2 separate regions of the Mus musculus genome follow, and region 2 is linked to region 1. A link is a loop called in an ENCODE intact Hi-C map of the cell type or tissue named here. Cell type or tissue: heart. All regions are shown on one strand. Links, peaks and the distances in the headings refer to the core of each region. The heading gives the core; the rest is flanking DNA. Region 1 overlaps Tspan11 (tetraspanin 11). Region 2 holds the start of Tspan11 (tetraspanin 11).

The links. A loop is a pair of places that touch in the nucleus more often than their neighbours do. Peaks named below come from ENCODE experiments on the same cell type or tissue, not always from the same donor. Only the 100,000 strongest peaks of a DNase experiment are listed, where the experiment ranks them.
Region 2: a loop joins it to region 1, with 7 times the contacts of the local background. A loop is called at or near these places in 1 of 42 quality-filtered maps.

The regions. Positions count from the first base shown.
Region 1 is chr6:127,943,261-127,959,315 of GRCm38, reverse strand. It overlaps Tspan11 (tetraspanin 11), which reads right to left. Exons shown (of 8, transcript NM_026743.3): 6 at 15,941-16,055; 7 at 15,523-15,609; 8 at 6,285-9,523. The coding sequence ends at 9,464. Gm15870 (a long non-coding RNA gene) reads left to right here and starts at 14,463. Exons shown (of 3, transcript XR_003956523.1): 1 at 14,463-14,794. In heart, for the core only: no CTCF peak of the experiment used is centred there; no DNase peak of the experiment used is centred there; H3K27me3 peaks cover 2,136 bases.
Region 2 is chr6:127,878,995-127,895,049 of GRCm38, reverse strand. Tspan11 (tetraspanin 11) reads right to left here and starts at 7,428. Exons shown (of 8, transcript NM_026743.3): 1 at 7,172-7,428. In heart, for the core only: a CTCF peak has its summit at 9,786 (motif pointing left); a DNase peak (open chromatin) is centred at 7,339; H3K4me3 peaks cover 1,700 bases; H3K27ac peaks cover 859 bases; H3K27me3 peaks cover 1,308 bases.

The sequences.
Region 1 (16,055 bases), core at 4,598-12,597:
TGGTCTACATGCCTTTCTTTATTTAATCCGGTCCTGGATCCCAACCCGTGGAATGGTACCATCCACATTCAGGGTGGGTCTTCTCAGTTACATCCCTGTAGACATGTCCAGAGGTGTTTCCATGGTGATTCTAAGCCCAGTCAGGTTGACACTAAAGATGAACCACAGCAGCGAGAGATCATATTGTCTGGCCCTGACTGCAAGAGGTGGCAGAAGTTCTTGTGTGACATCGCCAGATCTTGGTGTTTGTACTGCTACTCAGACTTGCAAAATACTCCCACAAATATCATTCAGAGCCTCTAGACCCCAGACACCTTCCTCACCTGCATGCCTTAGAGAAGTACCATGGAGAGAGGCAGAGCTGTAATTTGGGGATTGAACTGGGAGCCCCAGCTAGTCTCTGATCTTGTCTTGACTTTGCCATCAACAAAGTGAGAATGATGCCTATCATACAGATATGTGAAGATGACATAAAAGAATTTATGTTCCATTAAAGCTTCATCCAACTTAAAGAAGAAAATCATGGGAGTGGGGAGGTGGCTCAGGAGTTAAGAGCACTCCGTATTCTTGCAGAGGACCCAGGTTTGATTCCCAGCAGTCACATGGTAGCTTCCAACCATTCATAATTCTAGTCTGAGGGGATCCAAAACCCTCTTCTGAGTTTTGTGGACACCAGGCACACATCTGGGGCAAATGTCTTCATACAGGAAAAAGACACATACACATAAAAATGAAAATAAATCTTTAAACATTTTTAAAAGAACAAAATCATGTCGTTGGCCAGAAAATGGTTGGGTCATCGTATTAAATAAGGCAGATTCATACAAATATCACACTTTTTCTTGGTATGTGTAATCTAGATTTTATTGAAAGAAAAAGCTATAAGGAGTTATAAAAGAGAGGGACCAAAGAGGACACAGAGGGATGACCACAATATGACCCAAACTTCCCTTTATACGATGAATGCACACTATTAAACTTAGAGGGGCTGGAGAGGTGGCATAGCAGTTAAGAGCATTGCTCTTCCATAGGTCCCAGGTTTGATTACCAACATCCACACGGGCAGCTCACAACCATTTGTAGCTCTAGTTACAGGGGAGCTGATGCCCTCTTCTGGCTTCTATGGACACCAGGCATGCACACCGTGAACAGAGAAAACCACACCCATACACATAAAATCAAAATAATAAAAAGGTGTAAAGGTATCCAGCTTGTTCCTGGACTAGTGCAAATACTGAGTCCTGAAACTAAAGGCAGGGTCCACAGAAAAACATTACCCATTACCCAGGCTGAAAGCCAGGGACACAGGAGGGTGATGTGGAGAGGGGAGTAGATGTTTTAGGGAGAGACAGAGGGGTGGAGAAAGAGAGAGGGAGGGAGGGAGGGAGGGAGGGAGGGAGGGAGGGAGGGAGGGAGAGCGAGAGCGAGAGCGAGAGAGAGAGAGAGAGAGAGAGAGAGAGAGAGAGAGAGAGAGAGAGAGAGAGAGAGAGAGAGAGAGAGAGAGAGAGAGAGAGAGAGAGAGAGAGAGAGAGAGAGAGAGAGAGAGAGAGAGAGAGAACATTGAAAAGAGCTTACTAGATATGCATCCAGGGCCTTAGCTCAGCTCCAGCTGGCTCAGCACCACCACTCAATAATCCACAGAAGTCAGATTAAATAAATGTCATTCAGACACAAAAATATTGACATTTTCCCCATCCCTTCAAGCATTCAGCAAGATGGGGAGGCTCTCTGGATTTGCTGAGTCTGACAGTCATGAGATGGCCCATTGTCTCCCTAAGCCAGGAAAAAGAATAGCAGTACTCTGCAGGCCTGCCTGCAGGGCCAACTCTCTTGCCTGAAGATCCCCCCATAAGAAATGCTCCTTTGTACCCTCAGAGGCCAACAGAGAGCTGAGGTGCCTCTGGGGTAGCTCAAGGCACGGGCTGCTCCCTCTCTGCAGCTCTGGGCATAGAATAGAGAGGTGACTTGGTTGAGGAAGCTCCCGACTGGATCTTGTGGTCAGCACCTGTTGCCCAGAATTTTTTTCTGGGTAGAGAGTTTTGGAACTTAGTCTGGGCTGATGTTCTGTGAAGCCCTGCACCAGGTGGTTAAAGTGAGAAGCAGCTACCTTTGTAGCTTAGTGGCATCAGGAAGCCCCCTGTCTTTTGTCTGATTCCTGTTCAGACTTTCTACATTGAATTCCTGGAGTTTGGACATATCCTTAATATATAGAAACATATTTTTCAAGCAAGACCTATGCTACTACCTAAGGACTCAGCCATGCTACTACCTCCTGGCCATCCAGGGCAAGCACGCTGCATGTGGCATCTGGATGTCAGCTTAGGGTTTTCTAAAGCAGTTAGAGAATTTGAAAGTCTGATGGAGGACTGGGGATGTGGCTCAGTGATAAAGCACCTGCTTAATGTGTGGAGGCCTTGGGTTTTATCCCTTAACACCACAAACAAAACAAGCAAACAAGCAAGCAAACAAACAAAAAACAACCCTCAGACCAGTGGTGGTTGTTCAACACTCTTGGTCATGGCTGTTGTGGTTTGGATCTGAAATGTCTTCCACGTGTCCCATGTCTTGAATGTTTGCTCTTCAGTTTGCGACTCTATTTCAAAGGCCGTGGAACCTTCAGAAAGTGGAGCCCATCTGTAGAAAGGAAGTCATTGAAGGTCACACTTACCCTTGGTGTCAGTTTCTGCTTCCTGTCAGTCACCAGTGAACAAGCTGCTACCACAAGCCCTCACGGCCACAGACTGGCGTGTCTCCCGGATGCGATGGACTGAAATCTCTCAGAACCCATGAGCCCTAACAAACCTTTCCTCTCTCAGGTTATTTCTGTCAGGCAGTTTGTCACAGCAATGAGAAAAGTAATGCCCTGATTTTGTGAGATTCTTACTACGGTAATAGTGTTTGCCCCTGGCTGATGGGCAGGGTGGATTGCAAGCCAGATGCACATGCCTGATGCAAGGGCTCTGCCTGGGTCCACAGCTGTTGTCTTCTTTCTGCCGGACTCATTAGGATTCCAACCAGAGGCAGAAACAGGAAAATGCAGCAAGTGATCCCTGTATGTTTATAACTAGGCAGAAAAGAGCTCCAGGCTCCATGAGCACCTTCCCTGTGACATCCTGTTAGGCACCCAGGGCTGCTATAAAGTGCTGGCATTTTCTGGGAAGTGGTGGCACATGACACATGACAGGCCAGCCTGAAGCCCCAGGCAGATCTTGCCATTGCTCATGCCGCCTGTGCACCTTGTCAGCTGCCAGAGCCATTTACACAGCAATTGTGAGCCACCATTAGTAACAGCAGTTGTGAACATCATTAGTGACAGTAGTTGTGAACACCATTAGTGACAGCAGTTGTAAACACCATTAGTGACAGTAGTTGTGAACACCATTAGTAACAGAAGTTGTGACACCATTAGTGACAACAATTGTGAATACCATTAGTCACAGCAATTGTGATCACCATTAGTGACAGCAGTTGTGAACACCATTAGTGACAGAAGTTGTAAACATCATTAGTGACAACAGTTGTGAGCACCATTAGTGCTGCTCGTCTGCAGTGGGGAAGAGTGTGCAATACCACTTACTTTCCTTGGGTGTGTCTGTGCACTTGTGTGCACATGTGCACACTCATAGTAATACTGAAGGGTAAGCAGAGAGCTCACTCTAGTGGGAGAGAGGACAATAAAAATGTCTTAGACCAGGGCCAATCCCCTAATTCTCTCTCAAATACCAAGGGGCTCTGCTGTGATTGGCCAGGCCCTGGAGCTCCCTAGTAGGGTAGATCCCCATGTATGGGTGGCCCAGTTCCATCCGTACATGGCAAGTGGCCAGACCTCCTAGGATTGCTCACAGTGAGTCTTCTCGGGTCTCATTCCTCCAGGAGTCCCTATGTCTTAGGGTTCTACAGCCCAGCTTACCCCACCAGACCTCAGCTACTCCCAGAAAGAGTAGCAAATTTAGGAGGTGGTATGTTTTCATCCAAAAAGACAAAATACTGTCTTCTACTCCTATATCAAGAAAGCTGGTGCATAAGCAAGCATTCCAATCTGGTTTGCTTTCGGTTTTTTGTTTTGTTTTTTATTTGCTTTTTTACTTATTACACTTGTGAGAGGGGACATACGTGCTGAGCTTGCTTTTGGAGGGCAGAAGAGAATTTTGAAGAGTCAGTTCACACCTTCTACCGTGAGGTCCAGGGATTGGAGTCAGGTCACCAGGCTTGTCGCCATGTGCCTTTACAAAGCACCGAGACGAATCACCAATTCCTTTTCTGTTTTTATTAAAATTTTAAAAGTGTATTACTTTTACTCTTGGAGACATGGTCTTACTATCTATTCCCTGGCTTGCCTGGAACTCACTATGTAGATCAGGCTGGACACATACTCAGAGATCCATCTGCCTCTACTTCCTGAGTGTGGGGATTAGAGGTGTTCATCACACCTAGCCTGTTTGATTTTCCCCACTCTCTGACTTCCCCTCCCCACTCTGTGTGTGTGTGTGTGTGTGTGGAGAGAGAGAGAGAGAGAGAGAGAGAGAGAGAGAGAGAGAGAAGAGAGAGAGAGGTGTGTCAGTGGGTACCCATGATCCACGGTGTGTGTGTGTGGAAATCAGAAGGCAGCCTCAGGGATTAAGTTCTCTCCTTTTACCATGGGTTCTGAGGCTCCAACTCAGGCTGTCAGGTTTATGCAACAAGAGCTTTTACCTGTGGAATCATTGCTTGTATCCCTTCCCTTCCCTTCCCTTCCCTTCCCTTCCCTTCCCTTCCCTTCCCTTCCCTTCCCTTCCCTTCCCTCCCCTCCCCTCCCCTCCCCTCCCCTCCCCTCCCCTCCCCTCCCCTCCCCTCCCCTCCCCTCCCCTCCCCTCCCCTCCCCTCCCCTCCCTTCCCTTCCCTTCCCTTCTAGCAGATTGCTACACTAGCTCAGGGTGGCTTGGAACTTGTTGAATAACCCAGTCTGGCCTCAAACCTTTAGCAATCCTCCTGTCTCAGCCTCTAAAGTACTGCCCCAGGAGGAGGCCGATTCAGTGCCATCTCACGTCACGAAGGTAGCAGGTACGCCTTGTAGGAAATTGTGACCATGCTCCCTGACTGAAGACTGGAAGCTGGAAGCAGAACACACTTGATTCAGCTCTCTGCCTTCGTCAGCAGCCTGAAGTGTGGGATTAATGATACTCACAAGCAGAAGAGATCATTCAAGTACATACAAGTAAACAGTGAGATGCTGAATGAGCGGCAGCCTGTTGCCGAGGTAGGGGAGCCATGACCTACACGGAAGCTTCAGGGGCGCGCAGTGCATTCTGTGAACAGAGGGCCCAGGGTCTCCTTGCACCACCAGATCGGCAGAAGGTGCTCCACGGTAAAACGTCCTTTATTATTGACTCCATAAGGACAAGGCACTTGAGCATGCACCCATCAGGAGAGAGGCACATCCCATAACTGGAGCTTCACTGTAAGTGGCAGGTTAAGGCAACTTCTGTCTTTGTAGCATGTCTAATAATTCACATTCACGGGCCAGCTAGACCCAGGAGCCCATCCGGCTTCCAAACAATGGGCCCTCTGGAATCTCTGTCAGTACTGGCGTGGGATACAAGCAAGTTTCACAGGTGTGTAAGCAGTAGGGGAAGGATGACAGAGGCATGGCATCCAGCTGGACATGCTAGAGTGACCAGGAGGCAGCAAAGCCACCCCAAGGCATATAGAAAAGGGTGGTATCTGGGAGTCTAAGGGGTACCTTTTCATCTGACCTACTGACCAAAGTCATAGACTCAGCGGGGCAGGTGTGTTGAGCATGCACCGTCGAGAAGCACGTACACAGCTGGTTGCCAACCACTCTGTGGCTGGCTTCATCCCACCCTCTCTGTGGACCCAGGGGGAATCATCTCAGGTTGCTCCATATGTGACTCAGGCCAGGTGGCCTGCATGACTTTGGGCACTTGGAGGCTCTGACATCTGAAGGAAGGGGGCAGTGTCCTCACGTGGTCCATTCTGTGGCTCAGTGTGGTTGTCCACTAGTGGCATCACCGCTCCCTGGGGACTTAGCAGGAATGCCACTTGTTGGCTCTGGGTTGAGCAACCCTGGGAAGGCAGAGTCCTGTTCTGAGGGCTCCTCTGGAGGTGCTGAGGGGGCAGCAAGTGTAAGACACATTGCACCGGCCATGGAGGGAGGGCATAAGAGCCACTTGGCAGCCACAAAGCTGGCTGCTTTTCTCCTGAACAACTTCAGCCGCCCTCCCTTCTCTTGCCTCTTTGCCCCTAGCCTAGTAGAGCCAACAGGCAAGGGGGCAATTTCAAAGCTGGCAGGTTCTCACTGATCCATTTATTCAAAACCTTGGAAGCTGTCCAGAGAGGCAGATTCTGAGTTCAAAGTGGCTCATCACACTGGCCTGCTGTGCATACCCCCACATCCGGCATCTTTAGGAGCTGAGCCCCTATGGCCATGTGAAGGGTGAAGGCACTCAGGACAAAAGTCACCTTGTGTCCACTCAGAAACAACAAATAATCAGAATAGGAGCTTGGGAGCTGGGCAAGAAGGTAGAGGAGAGCCTGGCCTGAGGGGAGTCTCAGCATCAGCATCCAGGGCGCCTCCATACCTGGGTGACTCTGAGTGGATACAGTGTGATCCCCACATGGTGTGACTCCCATCTTTATGGAGAGTGATCTCTAAGACAGTCCCTGTTCTCACTATCATGGCTCTGAAGGACCCCAGAGTGTGCTCCGGGCCATTCCTATGAGCCCTGGCCTTCTTAGCTGCTCCAGAGGACCTGGTTGTCGTTCCGAAATGAGACAGGTGTCTGCTTTAACAGAAAGCTGTTGGGATCGGCCATGCAGGATGCTCCCATCCAACCTGGGAGGTGTCAAGGCTGCCACTACTTGGCCACACCACGTAGGACACTCTGCTCCTGAATACCTCCCTGGCAGCTGTGGCAGCTGGTGCTGGGGAGGAGAGGCACCCAGACAAGATTTCTTTAGGTCCACCTGACTGGGGCCATGGCAACAGCAATCACCACTGATGTCCAGCTTGTCCAAGCCTTAGTTTCTTCATCAACAGAATGGGGACTATAGCACATCCCGTTGGTGTCACTATGAATAGCATAGTGAAGAATATATACATGCCAATGGTGCTATGGGGTGAGGGTGGGGATGCACTGTTGGGGAGGGAAAGGGACGAATGCATGGAGACACCCCATCTGATGTCATAGACTAAGGTCCATCCTTGTTCCCCAATACTGGTCACTGGGGGATTTAGGGGTGGGCTGTGTTTTTGAGGTGGCCACTTTGAGTTTAGGGAATGGTGGCTCACTTATATGCTTAGAATGAGGGTCCACTGGCTTGAGCTACACCAAGTTCAGGGCCTGGCATGGGACCCCAGTATGTTTTGTGCTGACCCAGGACTGAGGGTGACATTCTACAGGTGTGTCCTTCCCTTTCTCTAAGAAATCCAGACCGATAACCTCGGAACAGGGCCCCGTCCCTGAGTGGGAAATAGGTAGAAATACTCTGGCATGAAACTGTTGGGGACACCTCACTACAGACTTGGCTCCAGCCTTCGAAGCTGCTGGAACGAACCTGGCCTACTATGTGCTTCATGTCCTCTCACCCCATCTTGTCACCAAGGCTGATGTATGGTCAAGGTAGTCACATTTGGGGCTGTCTGCTCACTCTGTGGCTCTGACTGAGTGGATGCCTCATGCTCTCCTGGACTACCTCTGCATCAAGTCTGTACCAACAGTGGCTGCTTATCACCTCTGACCTCATCTCCCTGATGAGCCTACCAAAGCAGATGCCTGAGGCCACAGTATTCCTTTGCACACTATCACCTCCCTCAGTGCCTTTTTGGGGAGAACATTACCTGGGCCCCACCACTTTTCTTCTCCATCCTCCATCTACAAGCTTCGGAACCACAGCCAGTCTGAGTATCTGCGTGAATCCTGGGAAGGTGGAGGAAGCTGAGGTTTTTCTCTGAGCCATATGTAGTGTAGTCTGGGATTTTGGGGAGTGAGTGTCTTCTTCTTAGTGTTGGTCCTTCAGGTGAATAATATAAGCCAGTCCAGGCTCCGAGTAGCCCCTGGAGAACGCCAGTGTGTAGGAGGCTGTCTGACCTGAGAGCCTGATGTTCCCTCTGTGCACACAGCTACTTCCTGCCCTGAGAGTGGAATTCCACCTGTGCTGGTGACTGCAACCAGTGGCCCTTAGTCCACCCATGTGTGGGTGGGAGCTCATCTCTCTCCAACAATTGACCCAGATCAGCAGGATCTGGGGTCACCACAGTGAGAACTGAGCCAGGTAGACAACCAGTTGGACACTTTTTGCTGCTGCTGCTGGTTCATGTCGGAACTGAGGTTTGTTATTGTAGAGAGATGAGCAGGACCCAAGCAGGGAAGACTGAAGCTAGGAGTGGAGCCCTGGTGTGCAAAGCTGCCTACAGTAATAATAATCACAGGGGGGTCCCTATGGTTGTCTATGATACCTACTATCAACCTTTAATTTTTCTAGAATTTTCTTTCCGTGTCTTTTAACACATGAGTTCTCCTTGAATCTCCTGTGTCATTCCGTGACTAAAGAGAGGAGCGAAGGAAGGGCCGGCATCTACTCCAGCACAGTGGACAAGGAAGTGGAGAATGCATGGAAGAGAAACAGTGAGGTCACAAGGGCACCAGGAGATGGGGTGCAGGCAGAGTTCCTCCTTCCCCGTAGCGTCGCATCCTCTCCTCAGCAGCTGAGACTGTGGTGTGCCCCCCACCTGGTCGAGGAGATAGTTTTACATTCACTAACATTTTAAGCCTGACATTTTGGAAGTCAAGCCTGGGAACAGGACCAGAGGCTGGGGATTGTGACCATCGTGTGACTTTCCTAGGTGTTGTGACCAACCTGCTTCCTTAGTGCCCTGTGCTGTTGGCTTCAACAGCTACCTTAAGATGCCCCACCTTTGATCACTTCTGCCCTATACCTTACAGGAAGGTCTTGGCCAGCTATTCTGTGGAGAGATTGAAAAACCAGCCAGGTTTTGGAAAAGGCTGAGCTAACCTGGTCTGCCCAAAGTGCTGGTTTTCCCAAAGGAGAGCCAGCCTGGGGCCACATGCCAGTGGGAATCACACGCCAAGCCCTATAGGACTCTCAGAGGGACCATCCGACGGCCTTCTATTCCAGACTCAGACACTGAGATGGATCAGAGGGAGATGAGCTCTGGCCCCCCTGTAGTCCACAGCGTCCCAGTGCCTGGCAAAGGGCTCTGGCTGCCTCTGGCCAGGATCATCCCTTGGCAAGGATTTTGGCAGTGGCTGAGTACTTAGGAATGGAGGAGTTAGCTGAGGCCCCTGCCAGTCGGGATGCACAGGAACCACAACCACAGACATTTGGTGGCCTCTGCATAGGGTGGAGCGAGTCCACAGCCCCAGCGATGACTTTGCAGGCCTGGTTCAGGAAGTGGAGATGTGGTCCCTTGGGTGGGCCAGTCAGCAGGGTACATGGGTGTCCTTTAATAAAATTGTTGCTGGAGCCTTCGGTGCAAGCAGCAGGTGAGGACCATCCCACAGATCTGCCGGGTGGAGAGAGAGAGAGCAGAGAGCCATGAGAAGCCAGCTTCTTCTGGTTGGATGCTGGGAGGCAGCTGCTCACACTGGAGAGGGCTGGAGAGCTACACCCCCTCACACCCTGCCCACCAGGAAGGACCTGCGTTTCTCACAGGATCCCAGGAGGGGTTGATGTGGGGCGGGGGTCAGGGATCAAGCTCTGAGAAGTGCTCCCCAAAGAGTATGACTTTTATGCTAGAATAGGCTCAAACCATGGAGCATGGTTGGTTACAAAACACACAGCAGTTCTGTGGGTCTGGATGGGGCCCAGTGGCTGCTATCCCCTCCAGCACCCTCCCAGTTTGTGCTACTGACCGGTGAGCCTAGAGGTTCTCTATAGGCAGCTCCGTTTATCTGGCTCTTCTGTGGTGACATTCCCCACTCACACACCACAGCTGTCTGAAGCATCTTTTCTCTCTAAGATGGCTTCCTGTTTCCTGCTGCCCCAGGGCTCCAGAGCCAAACTAAAGCCCACCACAATTCTGGGTGGAACACCTAAGGTTCCTAGGAGCTCAGCATGGAGACTCTGGCATCCTGCCTGCCAGTACCCCTGCTGGATCCACTGGCTGGATCAGGAGACAGAGGGTGCCACCTGCCCAGTTTCCTATACAGTTCCCATTCCCAAACTACAAAGGATCTGTATTCTGCACCCCATAGTCTTTGCGCCAATGCAGCTCCAGCCAGAGTAGCAATAGACTCATGAAGAGGAGTGTAGCCTGAGGCAGCTGCCTGTCCTTCAGGCTGGCTTCAGGCCATCCAGGTTAGGTTTGTCCCTCCTCATCTTCTTCCTACTCGCCTGCCCTAGGCCCAAGAGGGTGGACAACCAAGGCCACAAATGCTGCCTTCGGCTTTAGCCTCTGTGCTAAGAGCACTGCTAATCCACCTCGGGACTCGGGATCAGAAGCCCAAAGGCGGCTTAAGAGGTTATCTCGCCTCCACCGGCTTTAAGCAGGCTCTGTCACAGCCATCCATTCTCAGTCCTTAGACATGCACCCAGGGACTGCATCACGCTCTTGTCTCCATCCCAGGGTTGGGTGCTTTCACCATGGGTTATCTGGGTCTTTCTGATGTACACAGGGCAGGCCTACGTGTGTTGTGGGCTAGACCCGCCTCTCCTCAGCATGCACTTCACTCTAGATGGTCTTGCAGGAACCCAGCTCCCTGACATACGTGATTTATTTGAGATGGATGCCTTAAACAGGCAGTGCAAGGGCACAGGCTAGGCGCTCTCATCAAAACATGTCCATGCACGCATGCACACATGTACCTATATCATCCTGAACTGGGTGGAAGGATAGTGTGCACTCTTAGTAACATGTGCACAGGTGCACACTTGCATACATACATGCACATGTTGCTCACACATGTGCAATGTGATGAGATAAAGGATGCCCCCATCAGTACACATGTGAAAACACACACACACACACACACACGCACGCACGCACGCACGCACGCGCACAGACGCACAAATCTAGTCATAAGTTCACAGAGGGTAAAGCATGGTAGGTTACTAGGACCTAAGCAAGTACCAGTGTCTTCCTTTTGGCAGGGGGAACACAGAAGTCAGCATGGATGATCCAAGCATGGTAACATGAGACAGCAGAGACATTCCCAGGGGGAGTGCAATATAAGCAAAGGTAGGTCATCTCCTGGATTTGGCTCCTGTCACTCAACTCCTGTCACTCAACTTGCACTGGACACAGGGATGCTACTTGGTACAGCTCTTGGCCACACACGGGGCATTTTTTAAACAGGGAGCTATGGTACTCATGGTTTCATATGAGGTTTCTCAGCAAGCAGCTCGTAATCTTTGGAAAGCATGAAAGGAAGGCCTGGCTTGGCCCCCATGACCTTTCTGTACACCTCAGTGACCTACAGACCCAGCCTCAGCCAGTCTGTTTTCCGGCCTCTAAAACACATCAGCATCCTACCTGTGGGCTGTTGAGGTTGGTTCTGTTTCAGTTGGGTACCTATAAGCTGTGTGACCTCGGGGGTAATTGCGTCCCTCTAAGCCTGTGCTGGCAGGCAAGATTCTTCCAAAGCTAGAAGGTACCCCCTGTCACATCCGAGAGAAGCCAGCAGGCCTTCCAGGACTCACATGACCGGCTGCGTGAAACAGCCAGGCCTTTCCATGAGCTGCTCCTGTCTCCCCATTCACTCTGTAGCCGTCTCCTGCTGCTTCTTGTCAAACCCCCTCAGAATTTAGTATCCACGGCCTCCTCCAAGAATTCTCCCTGGTGTCAGGAGTGGCCAAGGCAGCCTTCATTTTTTTTCCTAAGAATCCAGTGCACAGGCTGATGTTGCCTGACTATAAGGCAATGTCCTGTGTTCTTGTCTGCCCCCTCTCCATGGCTATGACAGCCCCCACCTCCATGGGCAGAGCATGGCCCTGCTACAAAGCTAGTGCACAGTGTGCCTTAGAGCCTCCTCTGCACGTCCCCTGGGTGGGAGGTGCGTCCTCTGTGTGTGAGAAGGATGTCCAGAAACGATTCCTAGGCTACTTACTCTAACCTTTTTAAAGTTTCCCAGCTAGAATATTCTATAAATTACTTTCTAAGATTATGCCTGAGTAGAAGCCACCCACAAGAGAGGAAGCCAGTGGAAAAGAAAGAACATGAGGAATGAGGGGCCTGGTTGGCTCTGCCACAGCGGCTGTGTGGTCGTCGGCCAGTGACTTTCCATCCCTGGGACTAGCTAGCCATATTCAATGTACAATGAATAAGACGGGTCCAGCAGCAACCCTCCACCTGAGCGAGCTTGGGTGTGATTACTCAGTGTGTGAAGGTGCACAGTGGGGCTGCAGCAAGCCTGGACATGCTGAAGAGAAGAGCAAGTGTGTGCCCGGACGACAACCTCTCTGAGTAGAGGGGCTTCTCCCTTTAGCCTTCCTGACATCCAACTCCTGCTCCTGCTTGCAGTCACAAAGACAACGCGGTGAAGCCCACCACACGCCATTTCATTTATACTCAGAGGCCTCTGAGGGGTCTTTTTGTAACTTCTTCTCCTCAGTTCCCCACCTTGCTAGACCCCCAGGGGAATTCCCCACTTAGCTTTCGTCTCCCACTTCCTAAGCCCTCCATACCTCATCTCTGGCTCCATTTAGCTCCTCTGGAGACCCTGAACTCTGAGGAAGCTTTCTTTGAAGATACCCTGAGGTATGGCAGCTTCCTTGGCCATTGTTTGAACATGTACTGGTCAGTGGGCTAGCAACCTTAGCAAAATCTCAGGGCAGTGGAAGCACAGGGTTGCTAAGGGTGGGCTAGAGCAGCAGATTCCAAACAGTGCTGGACACTATATAGGTACCCCAGGGGCATGGGAGCAGCCAGTGGTGGCCCTTTTGCTAGGCCTGCCTCCTGTCTCAACACCAAGAGCTCTCTGCCTTCCATGCTAGCAGACCAGTCTCTGTCCAATGTGGCTGCCGATTTAAAATAATTTCTCCAGTTTCTCTATCCTACAGATAAGGGAATGAAAAGCATTGAGAGAGGCTGTGGCTTCCCAGAGGTCACACAGCAAGACATGGGGATACATTTACAGTCCAGTACAGGCAAGATGCCTCCAGTTCTCAGAAACAAGAACACCATCTTAGGATGGTATCCTGAGCCTTGGTGAATGAATGTGCATGCATTTATGTAAGAGTGTGTGTGTGTGTGTGTGTGTGTGTGTGTGTGTGTGAGAGAGAGAGAGAGAGAGAGAGAGATTGTGTGTGTGTTCTCTGGACCCTTTCTCAAGGCTAAAGGCTGCCTGGAGGACAGGGCAGATTAATGTCCACCTCTGACCAGTAGAGGGCACTCTAACCGAGGCTTCACCATTACCAGCCTCTGCTCAGTGAACCACATGGGAGAAACCTGGGCAAGGAGTGAGATGCAGAGTCATAGTGCAGGAGGTGTCACAACCTGCAGGTACGCTGCCTGCCCAGTAGCCTGGCCCCGAACATTAGACTGGCTAGTAGCCCGAACATTAGACTGGCGAGTAGCACAAACATTAGACTGGCGAGTAGCACGAACATTAGACTGGCGAGTAGCACGAACATTAGACTGGCGAGTAGCACGAACATTAGACTGGCGAGTAGCCCGAACATTAGACTGGCGAGTAGCACGAACATTAGACTGGCGAGTAGCACAAACATTAGACTGGCGAGTAGCACGAACATTAGACTGGCGAGTAGCACAAACATTAGACTGGCTGGTAGCACTGACCTGCTCTGACTTTGGGCTCTGAGCACTTGCAGCCCCGCGCCTGGCCCTCCTCAAGTTCATTACCTTTGACTACAATTTTGCAGACAAAGGCCAGGAAGAAGTGGACTGAGGTGGACAGTGTCCTTCTAGGGCAGGCCCCTAAAAACCTGGGTGATGGGTTCCCTGGAGACCTGGAAATCACCCCAGAAGCTGGAGTGTTGGGCAGCTCTGCCTGGCCCCAGAGCTTCTGTGGGTTCACTACAGGGGCAGAGGCCCATCCTGGAAAATGTAAAAAAGCAAGGGCTATGCCATGTACTTCCCTGGGCTCCCTAGTCTGGCAGTGAGCCTATGGGGAATTTGGGGGAGATGATGGACCTGTGTAGAAATAGAGGCAATGAGCATCTTTTGTGGGGTGCCTGCATCTGTTTGGTAACGAGCCCTGTGATTTGCACATATGACCAACCATCATAGGAGAAGGTTTCATTTTAGGAACCTCAGAGGCTCAGAGATGATATAACTGACCCTAGGTGACGTGGCCCAGATCACCAGTGACAGAATAAGAAGGCTCTCCCCCGAGAGAATGGGAACTTGCTTCTCGGCGTGTGAAACTGCAGCTGGCCCTCCAGTCCCACTAGGCAGGGAGTGGACCTTGGTCCAGAGACAGCCCTACACTGGGAGCCTCCTCAGTCAGATGACATCAGCACTCCATGCATTTCCTTCCCACGGGCCTCTGCGTAGGCCATTGCTCTTGGGAGAGCCGAGGGCCAGAGTGGCTGCAGGTTTAAGTGGAAGGTTCGTTCTCTCTGGATCTCAGTTTTCTTATCTGGGAAGTAGGGAGTGTGCTCAGCTTGGGTCTGGGGTGAGGATCCATTAGGAGGACGAATCTGAAAATGTTCTGAGACCACAGAGTACCAGGAAAGGCCAGCTTGCACCTACCTACGGAGGCACGTGTGCCCGGTGTGGGCCGTGTGCGCTCCCGCACATCCCTGGCTCTTACATAGGCAGTGTGTGGAAGGGAAGATGAGCCTCATTTTGCAGAAGACACTGAAGGATAAGAAGGTAAGCAGTGGCTCAAGGTCATGCAGAGCTGGGGACAGAATGGGATCTCGGTGTCTGAATGTTCAGCCCCTTCCCAGCGCTGGGGTGAGAGATGCAGGCAGGGCAGCAGGATGTGTAGGCCCTTCTAGAAGTGGTAGCCACCACTCAGCTGCCACCATCGGAAGGAAGTAGGAATATACATGAGGACAGGACCACTTTCTGTGCCTTCTCAGCATCTAAGGCTCCTCCATAAGGTTCCTTGATTGGAACAATTGATGGAACTGATGGTCACTTCATTGATGGAGGCTGGAGGAGGGGCATGTGGGGAGAGGTATTGAGAAGAGAGTGTAGCTTTGTCCATCCTCAGGGAGACTGGGCATATCTTTCCGGAAGCATACATGAATACACATGGAATGATGGCAGGTACATGCACACGTATGTGGACATGAGCAACTCAAACACACACATGCACACACCCTGGCATACATGTTTTCACAATCCCAGCAGGCTGTGCTGTGCACACGGGGCACATGCTACAAACCTGACCCCACACTCAGATGTGTCCCGGGTCCCCTAGTTCCTGACAATTCAAGTTGTTTAAGGCTCTCTGGGGGAATGAGGCTGATGCTGTGGTTCATCTTTGGTTGCAAAGGGAAAGGGGGTTGGGTGGAGCAGGGGTGGGGAGAGCCAGACAGGCATGTTTTTCCCCAAGACAGATGTTGAGGGAAGACATTCCCTGCTTCACTTACCTGAAGACAGGCTACCCCAATACCCACCGCTCCCATGAGCAGCAGGTGGTCAGCCACGAACTGTTCCAGCTTGGCCATACAGCCTCCCTGTAAGGAAGAGGTGGGTTACTCAAACCTTGGCCCCAAAACAGGCAGGAGGATTGGGGCATGAGTGACTGTCACCCTGTGTGCAGCCGAGGCTGAGGGATGTCGGTGCTTAAAGGGACCAACCTTAGAATTTCTCCTGGCCATTTTGAGAGCCCCAGGGGATAGGCCATGGTGTCTGAGACTTCAGGGAGGGTCTGTTAATTCTTAGTACCCTATCAGATCTTTGAGGGCCCCAGGCTCTGTGATCTGAAGGTCAAAGAGTGTGTTTGTTTTTTACACTTGCCTGCTGGGCTGGGGTTCCTCCCAGACCCTCAGTGACCTCGGCACTCACCTCTACCTTGTAGATGTTGGAGGGGTGGGCTCGCTGACCACAGCGGGCCACCACTGTCTTGCAGCAGCTGTCGGGCACCTGGCGACCCAGGGCTTCCTGAGACAAGATGTACGCG
Region 2 (16,055 bases), core at 5,457-13,456, 65 kb after region 1:
GGCATCAGAAGCAGTGCCCTGCCGTCTACCACACCCTCCAGCAGGTGATAACACTTGGTAGTGATTTGCCAGATCCAGATTCCCCCAGTTTCAGCGCAGCAGGAAGAGATCCCCAGTCTCTCCATCCATTCTGTGCATTTTGGGGAGGAGGAAGGACTGTCCCCACAGGCTTCCATAGTGTGTACATTACTCTCTGCTTATGCATAGCCATGGACTGCTTACTGTGAACCAGATGGACACACGCTCCCTCTGAGTCTTGGGCATGGGACAAAAGTGCCCCAGTGATGCAGACACTCGTCTTTCTTTCCAGACTGGGATTTGCACAATTTCTCCTTTGTTTTCCAAGTAGTGTCTGTCTTATGTCTGGAATAAGGCACCATGGCTTAGCGGTTAGCCCAAAGACCATTCCTTCCTAGAAAGGGTATGTGTGTGTGTGTGTGTGTGTGTGTGTGTGTGTGTGTGTGTGTGTGTGACTCTGTAGTCATGTGAAAAATGTTACATCAGATTATCTGGGTTCCAAGGGATTCCATAGAACCAAAGGTTGGAAGACTCCCTCACCTCACAGGGCAGCTGACACTCTTTTCCTTTTAGGGGCAACAGACAAGCCTGCCCATACCAAAGATAATGGCCATGTCTCCAGTACAAGGCCAGATCTGGCAGTTTCAGAGTCACGGCCAGAGGTAGGGTTTCCTCTGCAGCCAGAGATCCCAGGTGTCCAGCCTCCTGGCTGGGTTTGCTGTCTCCCCACAACACAGATGTGTAAGATAGCTTGTCTGTGTTGTGAATGTAAGAACAGTCTTGAGTCTAAATTTCAATTTGGGTGTTCACTTGGGGACTCAGATGTGAATCTGCTGATGCCACTCACTGAATCGGGGACGGAAGCTGCCAAGGCTCCTGGTAAATAAACAGTGGCGTTCCATCCCAAGTCACCGGAAATGTATTTTCTAAGGACTTGATAACTCCTAAGAAAAGTGTTTGAATCTTCTTGCCTGAGCTCTGTGCTTCCTGACTGTGTTATGTGGTGAATGGTAGCCTCTTTCCTTTTTGCCAGCGACAGGAGGCAATCTGAGGCTACGCCTCTATAGTCACTCTGCTTTGCTTTGAAACAGGAGCAGTGTGGACCTCTCTTCCCCTGGGTCTCACCTGTCAAATAGTTCATACAGTGATTAGAAAAGTACTTGAAACCCGGGCAATGATAACGTGGCTTCTCCAGGCTTAGCTTGCACCACTGTCCTTTCTGCATTACAAAGGGAGGCGGTGCCTTCCCTGACCCCACCCCCACCTAGCTCACTCTACTACTGGTACCTGCTCTCTGAGAACTTGAATAGAACTTCAGGTTTGCTGCAATTGAAAGCCCCTAGGCACCTGGCCACTTACCTGTGATTTCCCTCCCTCCCTGTGATTCTGCTCACACCTCCGATCTCACCAGCTCTGCCCCCTCACAGAGCAGTCTCCAGCTTCTAGAAAGCCCGCTGCTCTATGGCTCTGAGTGCCCAAGCTGAAGTTCCTTGGTACTTTTTCACGGCCCCTTCTCTGCTCATATCTTTTTTCTTTAACGAAAAGAATGTACGCTCGACGACAAAGCCTTCATCCCTCTTATCTGCTCAGCTTTGGTGCAAACGTGAGCATGCTCAGACAGTGAGCAAGCATCCTTAAGACCAAGAGCGAGGACAGTGTTGCTCTCAGTCTGTTTCAAACCTCAGACCATGTGTACAATGCTCACCCCCCTCCTTACCCTTTCTTATTTTCTCCTGGAGTTTTGTTTTGAGAGAGGGCTTGCTGTGATGCCCAGGCTAGCCTTGAATCTCAATAATCCTGCTGCTTCAACCTTCTGAGTAGCTGGCACTATAGACATGTGCCACTGCACCTGGCTTTCTTCTGAGCCATTTATGTATTTTCTTGTGCATGTATATATGTATGTATTAGTGACATTGAGGATTGGACTTATGCACCCCTCTCCCAACACACAACGCATAACAGAAATGCAAATGATGAAATCAGAAAGACAGAGACCTGGACATAGAAATAAAAACTTTCACCATGTCCCCATTCTGCTGGAAGGGTTTGTTCTGTCCTAACTGGGACACCACCTGCCTTAGTTAGGGTCACTATTACTGTGCTGAAACCCCACGACCAAAGCAACTTAGGTAGAAAAGATAGTTGGCTTTTACTTCCATATCACTATTCATCACTGAAGGAATTCAGAGCAGGAGCTGGTGCAGAGGCCATGGAGGCGTGCTGCTTACTGGCTTGCCTACATGGCTTGCTCATTCTGCTCTCCTATTGAATCCAGGACCACTAGCCCAGGGATGGCACAACCCACATTGGGCTGGGACCTCTCTCATTAATAATTAATTAGTAAAATGCCCATTGGCCAGATTTTTCTGGAGGCATTTTCTCAGTTGAGGTTCCTTCCTTTCAGATGACTCTACCCTGTGTCAAGTTGGCATAACACTAGCCAGCTCACCATCTTAAAATGACCCCAATGAAAGCCAAATTATGGGTCCAGGCAGCTTCATGGCCATGCAATCAGGGTAGCTCACAAGGCCATGGGCTCTGAAGGACCCTAGTCTGGGTCACTGTTCTGCTGTTGGTAGCTTGAGATGCTTAACAATGCCACCTTTGAACTTGAGTTTTATTCGTAAAGCCCAATGGTCCAGCGGGACATGGATGTGGGAAAGGGACACATTTGCACACATTTCGTCCCTCCCTGCTGCTTCACGTGGCACAAGCCCAGGATTCCGAGAGTCCGCATAAGATAAGGTGTTCCATTGTAATTGTCCTGAGGTTCCTGTGCTGGAAGCAGAAACTGCTTCCAATGCACGTGGCAGGGCCAGCATCCTGAGAAGCAGGTTGTCGTGCCCCATCTTCCTCATGGATTGCTTCCTGCAAGAGCTAGTTGTTTGCATGGCAAATGAAGCCAACACAGACAGTGGGTGAGAAGACAGAACCTGACAGGGCCCCAGCTCTCCTCGGGCCCTCTTTCCTCTGTAGGAGCACAAGGCTGAAAGCTGTCGCAGTCTGTGTCTGTAGAAGGACATGAGCTACAGCTGGACCTGTTTTGTGCATCGCTATCCTTTCAGTAAGAGCCAAGCACACCCATAACCTGTGCACTGTGAGAGCTGGGTGATTTCCAAACAAGTCAAATGCTTTGATGTTGGCTTTTTTTAACTGGGAATTGCATGGCCGAACGCTTAGTGGCAGAAGTCACACTGGTCACTTAAAATCAATCCTTCTTTACTCAGAATGTCATTTAGTGTTAGGAGATAATAACATGATGAGCCAAGAGAGAACAAAGGAGAAAGGAAAGGCTTTGGGTTTCTGTGTTCCTACTGGTGTCTCCTGCACAGCGAAGTGGACTTCTGCGTTTCCGTGCTGAAGTGTGTCCCCCAAATTATACGGTGGTTCTGACTGGTGGAAGAACTCTTCCCAAGATACATCGCCAGTTACGACTGGCACTCTCTCTGAAATGCCCATGCCATAAGCCTTCAGTGGATATCTACTCTCTGTTAGTCAAGCTTTCTGCTAGTTCGTAGGGCTAAAAGGATAGATCATCCCATCTCGTCTTCAGCTGATTCGGAGGGACACAGGTTCAAAGCCAGGGAAGGCTGAGGTGGTCTCCAGGTGCCGGGAGGCTGGTGCCCACCCACCTGAGGTAGCTCTGAGAGCGATGCTTCATTGCAATATTTCAAGAACGCTCGGAGAAATGGAGACCCTTACCTGACTAAGTCTCCATTTCCTCAAGGCCTCAGACATACTGGAAAATTGCTGTCCCCAGCCCAACCTTTGCTTTCCTTCTCTGTAAACATCCTCGAACCTGCTCTATTAGTGAAGGGCCTAAACTGATGGCTTAAAATGAAAATGATATAACATAGAAAAGAATACAAACATGGCACAATTAAACCACCGGGTGCCAGGTCTTTTAGGTTTTTTAAAACTAAAACAAATATCTTGTGTAGGTTAAAAATCGATTAACAAAGGTCCTTTAAAACATGAAGTCACATGGGGTAAGGCTGAGAAGCCCTGAGGGGCCATCCTACAGCCTCACTATAAGGGGAGCCTGCTCAATGCTTCAGACCACAGCAAGGACCTGCCCAGAGAAGTCTGCCTCACATTTCCAGAACCCTGTGTAATAGTCTCAGTTCCTGGAGAGCGTACACTTTTCAAGAGGGTCGTAGAAAAGGCAGGTTGAGGCTGTTGGATGGGGGCTGCACCCCGCAGGTGTGCTTGAGGAATAGCATCTTAATTATTGTTATATTGCTGTGAGGAGACACTCTGACCAAGGTGACTCTTATAAAAGAAAGTGTTTAGCGGGGGAGGGGGGCATTTTTATACTTTTAGACAATTTGAGAGGGTTAGTCCATGACCATCACACAGGAAGCAGACTAGTATGGTGCTGGAGCAGTAACTGAGAACTTTACAACCTAATCTGCAGGCAGCAGGCAGAGAAAGAGACACCAGACCTGGTATAGGCCTTTGAAATCTCAAAGCCCACCTCCAGTGATATGTCTCCTCCAACAACACCACACTGTGACATCTCCGAATCCTTCCCAATGGATTTACCAACTCTACCATAGTCAGGGACCAGAGGAGATGTCCCAAAGGAAAAAAAGGCTGGTCTGTGCATAATTCATAGGACTCCACCATTCCCACGTCAGCCACAGTGTGCAGTACCTGCCTGCCTCATGCACGCCATTCTGCCCACAAAGCTATCTTCCATCTACTTCACTGAGGTCATCAGACAAGACCCAAGGCCTCTGCCAATCGTCCCAGCTGTCCTCAACCAGTCCCACACTGCACTGGAAGAGATCCCTTCCCAGATCTACAGAGAGGGAAATTAAAGCACAGTGAGGTCAGGGGACTCATAAAAGGTCACACAGGAGGAAGGGCAAAGCCGGGACGGGCCTGTGAGTGTCATGTGGTTTCCACCCTGTTGTTTTTCCATCTCTTCCTGGGAGTGAGGTTAATATCATTGACCAGAGCTTAGGGGAAGCAGTTGTATCTTCATAGATTCCTCAGGACCTGCAAGTGCCAGGCTTATGGCAGACACTTGATGAATACATGGGGCATGCGTACACTATACAAGTCACCTCCTCCCCGGTTTTATCTGCCCTGTATGTGGTGTTTTATCAGAACCCAGGAGCCCACAGGGTTAGCCAGAACAGGACCAGGTTATGAGCAGCAAAGGTGGCCCCTCAGAGGAATTCGTAGAACATCCCTGTTCTCATTGCTCAACTCTTTTGCTCTCTCAAACCACCCAGAATGAAAGAAAGGCCCCAAGGACCTGGCTGACACAGTACCAAAGACCAGAATGGTACTGAGGTTGATTGTTGACCAATGGGAAACAGCCACAGACTGAATCCCAGATAATACTTAACTCTGTGATTCTAGGCCCCCATACCCAGGGCTTTTTCCTTCCACAAACATTAACTAAATAGTTACTGTGAGGAAGTCTCTGTGAAGTCTTAGGTGACATCTAAGGGTCACAGCCACCTAACCATGTCTTGGTGTTGGGTACTGTCTGAATATCAATGCTGAAACCCTCCCACCTCCTAACTGCACTTGGGTCTAAAGCCATGCCAGAGTCCTATACCACAAAAGGCAGGATTCTGCAGGTAATATCCTAAACCTGTGAGCTTGGGGAACAAACTTCTTTGCTTTCTACTTTTCTGGGGAGCAAACTGCAGGGGGTCCTATGGCTAAAAGCAAGATGGCAGACCAGCTTACCTACACTCTTCTGAAAGTGTGCTTTCTGCAGAGGTAAGATGCTCAGAGTATTTGAAGACCATGCAAGCCTGTTTTTCTTTTTTTCCTGTGTCACAGAAGATATTTAGACAGAAACTATGTGAGGCCTGTCTGTAATTCCCACATTTCCAACTAAGAGTCCAGACACAGGCTCCAGACAGACACCCCTCTTGTGCTGAGGGTAGGGGCTCCCTCTACCACCACTGACCAAGCAGATGCAGGCCACTAGGACACTCCCAAGCTACTAGCGGGTACTTGTGTTCCCAGCGCCGCCCCCTTGCTTAGAGCCCCATCCCAGGCATCTCCACATTGTTCCTCCAACCACCTAGGTGACAAGTAGGACCTGGTCAGTGGCCCCACTGTGTACAGTACGCCATGGAGCTCTGATAACTCTCCTGGGATACAGTTTTGGGACATAGTCATGGCAGCTAAACTCCCTACTAAGTTCTGGTCTAAGCCCAGGCTGCCAAACTCCACCAGCTGTCTCATAGTGATTCATTAATTAAACACAGACCATCTAGTCTTGCTCAATCCTACCCTCTTTTTCTCCCCAAGACCCTACGATACTGTAACTCTACACCCTGGAGTGCACTTAGGAATTTTCTAGAAATTGTTTCTTCTTCTGGTACCCCTTCCTACTTCCTGCCACAATATGTGCCACTTGCCAGCCTCTGGTTGCTTCTTCCTGTGCTCTCTGCAATCTAAGCCCAAGTTAAGACGCCAACTAGTCCTCTCCCTGCTTTACAACTAGTCACATGTGGGCACTGCATAATTCAAACAAAACCCCTACATTCCAGAATCCCCCTCATTCTCTCTTCAACACAGGAAGCCAAGCACGTAGACATAGGTGACAAGGCCTGCCTAACTCAGTTTCCACTGATACACAACAGGGCCCAGGTGGATAGCTCAGCCTGGGACGGCAGACTGCCTAGGAACAACCAACCCCCCAGTGTCCTAGACTCAGCAGCTGCCAGCAGCTAGCAGACCCTGTTTTGCATGGGGTCCAGCAGCCACGGACTTGGCATTTTGCCTCTGCTAACAAACAAGAGACAGCCCCTAGTATTTGGGATTAACAAAGCGGGGGGGGGGGGCATTTGACGGAGGGCCAGTCATACACAGGACACTCTGTATGGCCCAAGCTATCAAAGCTGGGCGCACAAAGTTAAAGGCAACCCAGTCAAGAAAGGCAAGGCAGACATTCAGAGTAGTACCAACCCCACCCCTACCCCGCTGAGCACAGTGCGACACCCATGCGCGCACCCACCGCTGCCTCATCCTCATCCAAGGGCAACTTTCTTGGCCACTGAGCCCCTCTGGGGTCGTGCCAGGGACGGGCAGCTGAGCTGGAGGAGCCATGCCAGGACGGCTTGGTGCTTTAATGTCAACCCCACCGGCGCTCTTGTCTCCCGCCGCCACCTGCACTTACCCGGCCAAAACCGCCAGGCTGGATGCAGCGAGGGATCGGGAATCCGGAGCTGTGATTGTGGCTGTCCTGGCCACAGCCGCCCGCTCCACCCTGCGCTCCTTGCCCACTGGCCCGCGGTGGCTGCTGGCTGCCCCTCTCACTCAGACTGGGGGACGCGCCCACAGGCCCGGGGCGGGCGGGACCGGGGCTGCTCTTTGTTTGGAGCTGGCTTTTTTTTTTTCCCACCCAAAGCAGAGCACACTGAGCACTCGGTCCTGGCAGTTGTGCAGAAGTGGCTCCAGGAAACTTGTGAGGAGGGGGTGGGGCTGAAGAGAGGCGGATGGCCCTCTGTCCCGTCCCACCCACTCATCAGTAATCACTGTCCCAGACTTAGATTTATCCTCATGAAGTGGGGGGAAATTCCAGGATCCCGGAAGAATTGAATCCATGACAGGTTCCTTGGGATGTAGGGACAAGCCTCCCACTTCTCTCCTCACTCCTGAGACACAGGAACCGGTTTTTTTGGGGGTGGGGTGGGGTGGGGGTGGGGAGTCAAAATCCTGCGGACCATCATTTCTTTTACCCTCCTTGGAACCAAAGAAAAGCCAGATCCCTTTCCGTACTGGAACACAGTGGAAGGACAGACAACCAAGACCCAGTCTCTGCCAGTGGGTGAGGGTGAAGAGTTGCTGACCGCCCTCCCCCCCCCCCCCAACACACACACACACTGCCCGGCCAGTGGGTGAGCACCCTGTGTGATTTACTAAGAGGAACAGCCCGTGCTTAGCCAGCCTTGACTGCAGTGAGCAAGGCTTGGTAGCTTATTAATTTTTCTCCTCGCAATGCCACAATACCTGACAAGAGAAACTTAAGGGTTTGTTCTGTCTGGAAATTCGAGTGTGCAGGGGATCACAGACTGAATGGCACTGCCACCAGAGCAGGAGTGGCTGGTCACTGAGTGTTTGACGGCAGGAGGCAGAAGGGGCAAATGTAAGCGCTCAGTTTGCTTGCTTTGTTTTTCTTTGTTATTCAGATTCCCATGTAGCTGTTTTCACACACAATCCCTCAGTGAAACCTTTCTGAAAACATCCTCACAGAAGCACCGGAAGGTGCGTTTCCTAGGTGACTCTAAATTCAGTGAGGTTGACCACTCAGTCGCAGGAAGCAGGCAAAGCTGAGGGTTCCTAGCTACGGAGGCCAGCTGGCTGCTAAGAATGCCCTGTCACAGCAGAGATGAGATAGGGACTGTCTCCTTCGGAACTCATCCTGAGAGCTGGCGGCTAGGGTTCAGGGACATGGGGCCTTTCAGAGCATTTGAGTGGTAAGGACTCATTTCTCAGTTCCCGCAGTGGACTGGTTACTCCAGTGGGTGGATTATTTCTATTTCGTTTTTATTTGTGTGAATGTATGTCCATGTGTGTGGATGTGTTCATCTGTGAACAGATGTGTGTTCGTGTGTATACAGATGCATGAGCATGTGTGTGTACAGACCAGAGGTTATTGTATAGCATGGTGTTGCCCCTTATTTCTGAAAGAAATAACTCCCCTCTTTCACTTGCTACCATGACCTTACACAGTATGAGGCCCTTGCCAGACATGGCCATTTGTTTGTTTGTTTGTTTGTTTTTTGACCCGTAGAACATGGGCCATAGACTTTAATTCTTTATACTTTGTTCAGTCTCAGGTATTTCATTGAAGCAATGGAAGATGGGCTAAGAAAGTGGGACGGAGGGACTCAGAGGAGGTCATGGCTGTAATCTCTCTGAGAGATGAACTGGGGATGCAGGTGGTGAAAGGAAAAGACACAGCAGAGAGGTCTACAGAGCTGTGCAGCAGAAGGAGGAGCCTGTGAGATGGGGACCAGGGGCAGCATGAGCCAAAGGAAACCTCCATCTCCTTCAAAGTCCTTTATAGCAGGCATTTCACCACAGGGATGGAAAGTGGGGTGACACACTAGATACAGCAGGTGGAGGGGTGCTCGGATATGGATCCTGGACCCACCGGCCGAATGCAGAGCACACAAAGGTGACTCTCTTGGTTCTGCTCTAGAGGGCTCTGAAATCCACTCCAATTCCACAGCTTCCCAAAGAAAACCCTAATTCAAGTCCATTCTCTGCCTAACCTTGTTTGCTTCTGTCTTAAGGTGTTGTACCAGAAGTATCTTCTAGTGGTCTCCTGCATGCAAATCTCCATCTGTTGTGCCGTATGGCAAGTATAGATAAGGTCTTGGCTTATTTTCTGTTGCTGTAAAAGAATACTCAAGATGAGGTTATATTAAAAGAAAGAGGCTTGTTTAACACATGGTTGCACAGGCTGGAGGCCAAAGATAGTGAGGCTTCATCTCTCTGGCCTTTTGGCTATGGGGTCACAGGGGAAGGGTTAATGGCATAAAGGCCAGGAGCAGGGCTTGGATTGACTCAAATGAGGCAATTCCAAGGAACAGGGATGGTCACAAAGGATCAGAGAAGCTGCCAGTAAAATCCAAGGCAGACAGGCCTGGAGAGGGGTTAAGAGTCCTGGCTGCTCTTCCAGGGATCAGGACCTATTCTCAGCATCCACATCATGACGCAAAACCATCTGCAATTCCAGTCATGGGGATATGGTGCCCTCTTCTGGCCTCCACAGGCACAGGAATGCATGTGGTATTGACACGTATACAGGGAAAACACTCAGACACATGAAAACAAATAAGTAAATAAATGCAAGGCAGACTGGACAGTAAAGAGGAGGGGTACCAAAAAGAGGGTGAGAAAATTTGGGGGCCATCTGGGGAAGGGTGGGGTAGGCTGAAGCAGGGAGAAGTGTGGTGTGTGGGGTAAGGATGAAGGGGAGTTGATACTCATGAGAGTTATTAATAGATAACAGTAATTAGAGAGAGAAGACTAGAAAACGTCCTGGAGATTCCTTTAATGATCTGGGACACCAGGATATAAGGAAACATCTGGGTTAACATATTCCGTCTCCAGTAATCTCTCTAGTGACATTAAGTATCTAGAACAACAACAACAGCAACAACAATAATAAAACCCCAGCAATATGTAATTTGAAGGTTTCTGGGAGCCATATTTAAACATATGAAGATAGAGAGGTGGAGAGGGGTAATGGTTAAGGTTACAGACCCTCAGACATTGGGAAATGTCATTGGGAGAGGGTCTGTTGCGTGGCATGGCGGGTATTGCTAATGTCTAAATTTATTTTCTGTTGCTGTCACATAACACCTGAGACTGGGTAATTTACTTTTGAAAAGAAATCTATTAACTCATGGCTTTAGCGACATAAGTCCAGAATGATGTGGTTGTATTTGCTTGCCCCTTGGTAGGATAAGGCTAGAAGGGGCTATGAAAGAGAAGATGGGCAGAACAGGGCAGACACTGTACCATCATGCTCTCAAAGAAAAGAACTCAGGTCTCAGGAAAGGTCCCTCTTAAAGGCCCCTCCTGAGAACTCTGTACTACCATCAGATCTCAATCAGAAAACCGTGTTCAAACTTCAGGCGCCCATCAACAAACACAGCACATTTCAATAACGTGAAGGGAGAAACCTTCAAAGTGTTCACATCGCACAAAAGAGTCAAGTGTTGGGGGTGCTGAACGGGTGGGTTAATTGGGTTTTATCAAGCCATCTCACATTGCATTAAAAAATCATAATATCTCCCACTAGCCTGTAAAAATACGCAGCTGTGATTTGTCTGTGCAAATTCAACAGGTAAAACACCAGGCGGAATTAATTTTTGTGATGTGTTTTATTTAACGTGATGCATTCAAAAGAGTATCAGTTCATGTGTGTTAATATAAAAATTAATGGTGTGTTCATTTACACGCTGGCTTACTCCGTGTCCCAATTCTGGCGTTCACTGGTTGTGGGAGAGGGTGGTGTTGGGGAGGGAATGCAGGATTTTGGTGTGCGTGCTGGCCCACCAATCGGTAGCCCCAGTCCTTGACGTGCATGCTGGCTCACCAATCGGTAGCCCCCAGCCCTTGACGTGCGTGCTGGTCCATCAATCGGTAGCCCCAGCCCTTGGGGTGCCAACTGTTTGCGTGTACTGTTGCATCTGAGTGGAGGTACTGGGTTGACCAGAGTTAGATTCCGACTGCAGAGCCATCTGAAAGCAGAGTGGACTGACACTCAGAGGCGACGTGAACACTTGAGCTTTCCAGTTGCAGAATCAAATACTGAGTTTTTACATTAAAGTTTAGGTTGAATGAAAAAAATAAAAGAAAGCAAACCAACCAACCAAACACCCCCTTAAAACCAACAACCAACTCCACCCCCCTACAAAACAAACACCCCCCCCCCCAAACACCATCACCACCAACAAAAAAACACAAACGGATGTTCTTGACTTCCATTCTGCACCCGTTTTTGCTCACTGGCTACATCCCAGTGGGCTTTGAATTTCTGATCCTCCTTCCCCATCGTTCAAGCGCTGGGATCCCATCCAGGCTTGAGCACTTGGACCTTAACACATCTGGGTTGTTTAACAGCTGCACGTGCCTAAGGGCTGTGGTATCAGAACAGGCAGGCACAGAACATGAAAGCAGCGCCTCCTTCCCCGCGCGCCCTCTCTTGAGTACTTGTGGACCTTCAAGCATTCACAGGTCAGGAACTGTACAACTTGCATTTCTCCACCCTGGAACATCAACCTGTCTTTCAGAACCTCTTCCCATCACTACCTAGGAGACTTGCAAGGCAAAGAAGGTTTCCTTGACAACCCAACTCCGGCCCTGCTGCCAGCCTTGCTTGGTTAAGCTGCTCCTATGGCCCCTGAATTGCTGTGTGTAGACTCGTGCCCATCCCTTCTAGGAGAAACCAGTCATGTTCCTGGAGGCAGTGGGAGCAATGCAGACACAAATCACAGATAACTTGCTAGCCTTAGTGATGGTGCTTCCTCCCGACCTCGCAGAGCAGATGAAACTGGCCTTGGTTTCTTCATCCACAGTACATGTGGGACTTGATTTCAGCAACTTCCGCTCTTCCAGGAAGACTGGGGGTGATCAGCTCCTAACTGTTGACCAGTGGCAACCCGCCTGTATTTGACCATGAACTTGGAAGCTGTTCAGTTTTCTACCTATGCCTAATGCTTAGTGCGTAAAGAAATGGTGCTGGAGCGCAGTCTCACGGTGTTGGTGTAGGTTCCAGGAGAGGGATGTTCCTGCAGAAGCCAGAGCTGCTCTGCGGTGCGCTTCTGTGACACCAAGGAAAATTAGTTGCACTGATCAGTCAGTACTGTAATAATTATTGATTTTCATTAGCAATATGAAGAGCACAGCAGAAGGGTCTGATTTCTCTCTTTCTTTCTTTCTTTCTTTCTTTCTTTCTTTCTTTCTTTCTTTCTTTCTTTCTTTCTTCCTTCCTTCCTTCCTTCCTTCCTTCCTTCCTTTCTTTCTTTCTTTCTTTCTTTCTTTCTTTCTTTCTTTCTTTCTTTCTTTCTTTCTTTCTTTCTTTCTTGGCATTCCACATGAAATACCTCCCAGTCTGCTTTTCCCATATTCTTTAAAGCAAAACATAGGAAAAACACATGTAGACACAGCAAACAAGACAGCAAAGCAAATGTATAGATAATAAGCAAAATGATGCTTAAATACATGCAGCTGTGAGTTTGGGGAATGCTCTCACCCACTCTTAGCTTCTCTGGGGAGCTCCCATGGCTTGCAACTGGATTGTAAGCGTTCTGTATCAACGGTCACAAGGGTCACATGCCTGGGAGGGAGGGACGGGAGGGAAAGAGGGAGGGGGAGAGAGAGAGAGAGAGAGAGAGAGAGAGAGAGAGAGAGAGAGAGAGAAGAAGAAGAAGAAGAAGAAGAAGAAGAAGAAGAAGAAGAAGAAGAAGAAGAAGAAGAAGAAGAAGAAGAAGAAGAAGAAAGGGAGGGAGAGAGGAAGGATGGAAAGAGGGAGGAAGTGTAGAACAGCCACTAGCCATAAACTCTGTCCATAAGCCATCAGGAAGGAGGAAGGGAGGAATTGAGAGATGGAGGGAAGCTTTTGTGTAAACCCCACAAATTTCCCTGGAACTTTGTGCTACACAACATTTTATGTGATTATTTTTTAAAGAAGGTTTTCAAAAATATTCTAAAATATATTTACTACTGGTTAATTATATATGAATACAATGTTTTTAAGTCATAATGAGCAACATCTACCTATGTATGTTGCAGGAGATCTGATCGATCTAAAAGGTTGAATCAAAGATTAGTGCTGTGTTATCTGAGAAAACATCCTTTGAATAGTAAATCACATTAAAAGTCTCACATGGTTGGCAGCTTATCAAATTTTTTTTCAGATAAGTTCCTAAAAATGGAAAGAGAGAAATGGTTTGTTTCTTAGACACTCAAGTGTGTGTGTATGTGTGTGTGTTGTATGAGAGGATATATATATATATACCAAAGAATTCGTTATCCACTGATGGTCACTCATTACTAGAATTAAAGCTATCTGTTGAAAAATATTAAATATGACTAAAAGAATTATAACTAAGTTACATAAATACCAAAATTGTTAAAAGAAAAAAAATCCACAGTGCCTAAAAATCTCACTTTTAATCCATTTGAGAGTCAGGCACGGAAGAAAGAGAAGAGAACAGAAAAACACCACAGACAGGAAGTTCAAATGTGTAAAGCCATAAGTCCCAATATACCAGTACCCAGGATTAAAATGATTCCAATGCTGACTAGGTAACACATCAGCTTTTCTCCCCTTGCTATAACAATATGCCCGAGAGGGTGACATGTCCAGAGGCACAGACAGGGAGCAATCACAAGGCACGTCACAGCCATAGAGTCTGTCATTCATTAGGCAAACTCCACAGTAGCTCCAACGGCAACACAGCAACGATGGCTGTGCAAGTGACCTAACACAACCAAAGGTTTCAGGGACACACTGTCCAGCTGAGCAGCCCCTAGTCACATAGCCTGGCCAGTAGCTGGCCACCACGTTGCTGATCACATTGGAATGAGTGCTGGCTGATTTGCACCCTAGGGGTAAAATACACAGCAAATGTCTGCAAATTGGAACAAGTTTTACATTTTTCATTAATATTTTAAAACATTGATCACTCAATGAAAAGGTCTTAATTTAGGTATGAGTTGAGCAAGACATTTTCAAATTAATCTTGCCCTGCCATTTTCTCTTTCTTTCTTTCTTTCTTTCTTTCTTTCTTTCTTTCTTTCTTTCTTTCTTTCTTTCTTTCTTTCTTTCTTTCTTTCTTTCTCTTCTTCTTCTTCTTCTTCTTCTTCTTCTTCTTCTTCTTCTTCTTCTTCTTCTTCTTCTTCTTCTTCTCCTCCTCCTCCTCCTCCTCCTCCTCCTCCTCCTCCTCCTCCTCCTCCTCCTCCTTCTTCTTCGAGTGTGAATGGTTACTAGAGATCAAAAACAAGACTGTTCACATTGTTCTTTGGCTGAGCAGCAAGGAAACGGGTTTAAACTGACATGAAGTGAGAAATGAGGAAATTGTATAGAAGAACATTTTTCACTTGGATTTTTACACATTTTTCCTCTGAGTAACATTTATAAATTGATCCATTACCTGACCATAGGACCATCTCAAACGTGTCTAAAAATAGCTCCTACATAGGCTGTGGTATTTAACCACAATGCTTTTTCTTGGGCTAAATGCACCTTCCTGGTGTGTGTTGAAGGACTGTTGCCCTCCACGGTGGCTTTGAGAACCGGCCTTTTCAGGGCAAAGTCTGTGGCCTGACCTTGAAGATCAGGCTCTGCTTCTCTTCAGGACTGAGTTATCCGAGGTTCTCCACTGTCTTGTGTTCCCAACTCACATGGTTTGATGCTGCTTTTGAAGGCCCCTCAGCAAAGCAAATGATAGCAGATTAGCCTGGGAAGAACCTGTCTGTGGATTTCTTCATTATTGTGAGAACTGGGCGGGGCAGCACCGGTGGGTGGGGCAGCATTGGTGGTCGGTCCACGTGTTCTGCCTTATCCAGTTGATGATACTGAGTTTCAAGGCTTTCCCTTCCAATTCAAACTTGGGGGTTGCCTGACACTATTCATTTCTTGTGAAGTTTATTCATGTTTGGCTGGAGGTTTTTTCCCTCATTAATCTAATATTACTTTCTAAGTATCCAACATTGGTATTTCTAGTCAGCAGCAGCAGCCTTCTATCATTTCCAGCTGTATCACTCATTTATTCTTTTTAAAAACGGTTCATTTTTATTTTTATGTATGTGCCTGTGTGAGTCTGTCACTTGAATGCAGTACCTACAGAGGCCAGAAGAGGGCAGTAGATCCCCTGGAGCTGAAGTTACAAGTGGCTATGAGCTGCCTGATAAGTGTGCTGGGAACTGAACCCATGTTTCCCCGGAAGAGCGGAAAGTGCTCTTAACCACTAAACGGTCTCTTCAGACCCTACACGTTTATTCCTTTTCCACAATATAATCTCTGTTCTGTGTCAAGATGCCGATTTGGATATTTATCTTAGAACCAGTCACCTTCCCTAATAACAGTTTCACAGTGCAGTAAGCCCTGCTGTATCATGAAGAACAATGCAGAATACGTGTGTGTTTCAGTGACACAGTACTCGGAAGAACTGCATGGCTGCAAGGGATTTTTTTTTTTTAATCATGGAGTCATCTCATGAGAAGGAACAGAATTTTTGGAATTTCACCTAAAAAGGGATTCACTGTCCTATTGCTGTGAAGAGATACCATGACCAAGGCAACTCTTCAAAAGAAAGCATTTAATTGGAGGCTTGCTTGCAGTTTCAAAGGCTTAGTCTATTATTATCGTGGTGGTACACATGGTGCTGGAGAGAAGTAGTAGTCTTGAGCCACATCCTAAGCCATAGGCAGCAGGGGTTGGGCTGTGGGTTTCAAAAGCCCACCCCCAGTGACACACCTCCTCCAACAAGGCCACACCTCCTAATCCTTCTAATCTTTTCAAACAGTTCCACTCCCTG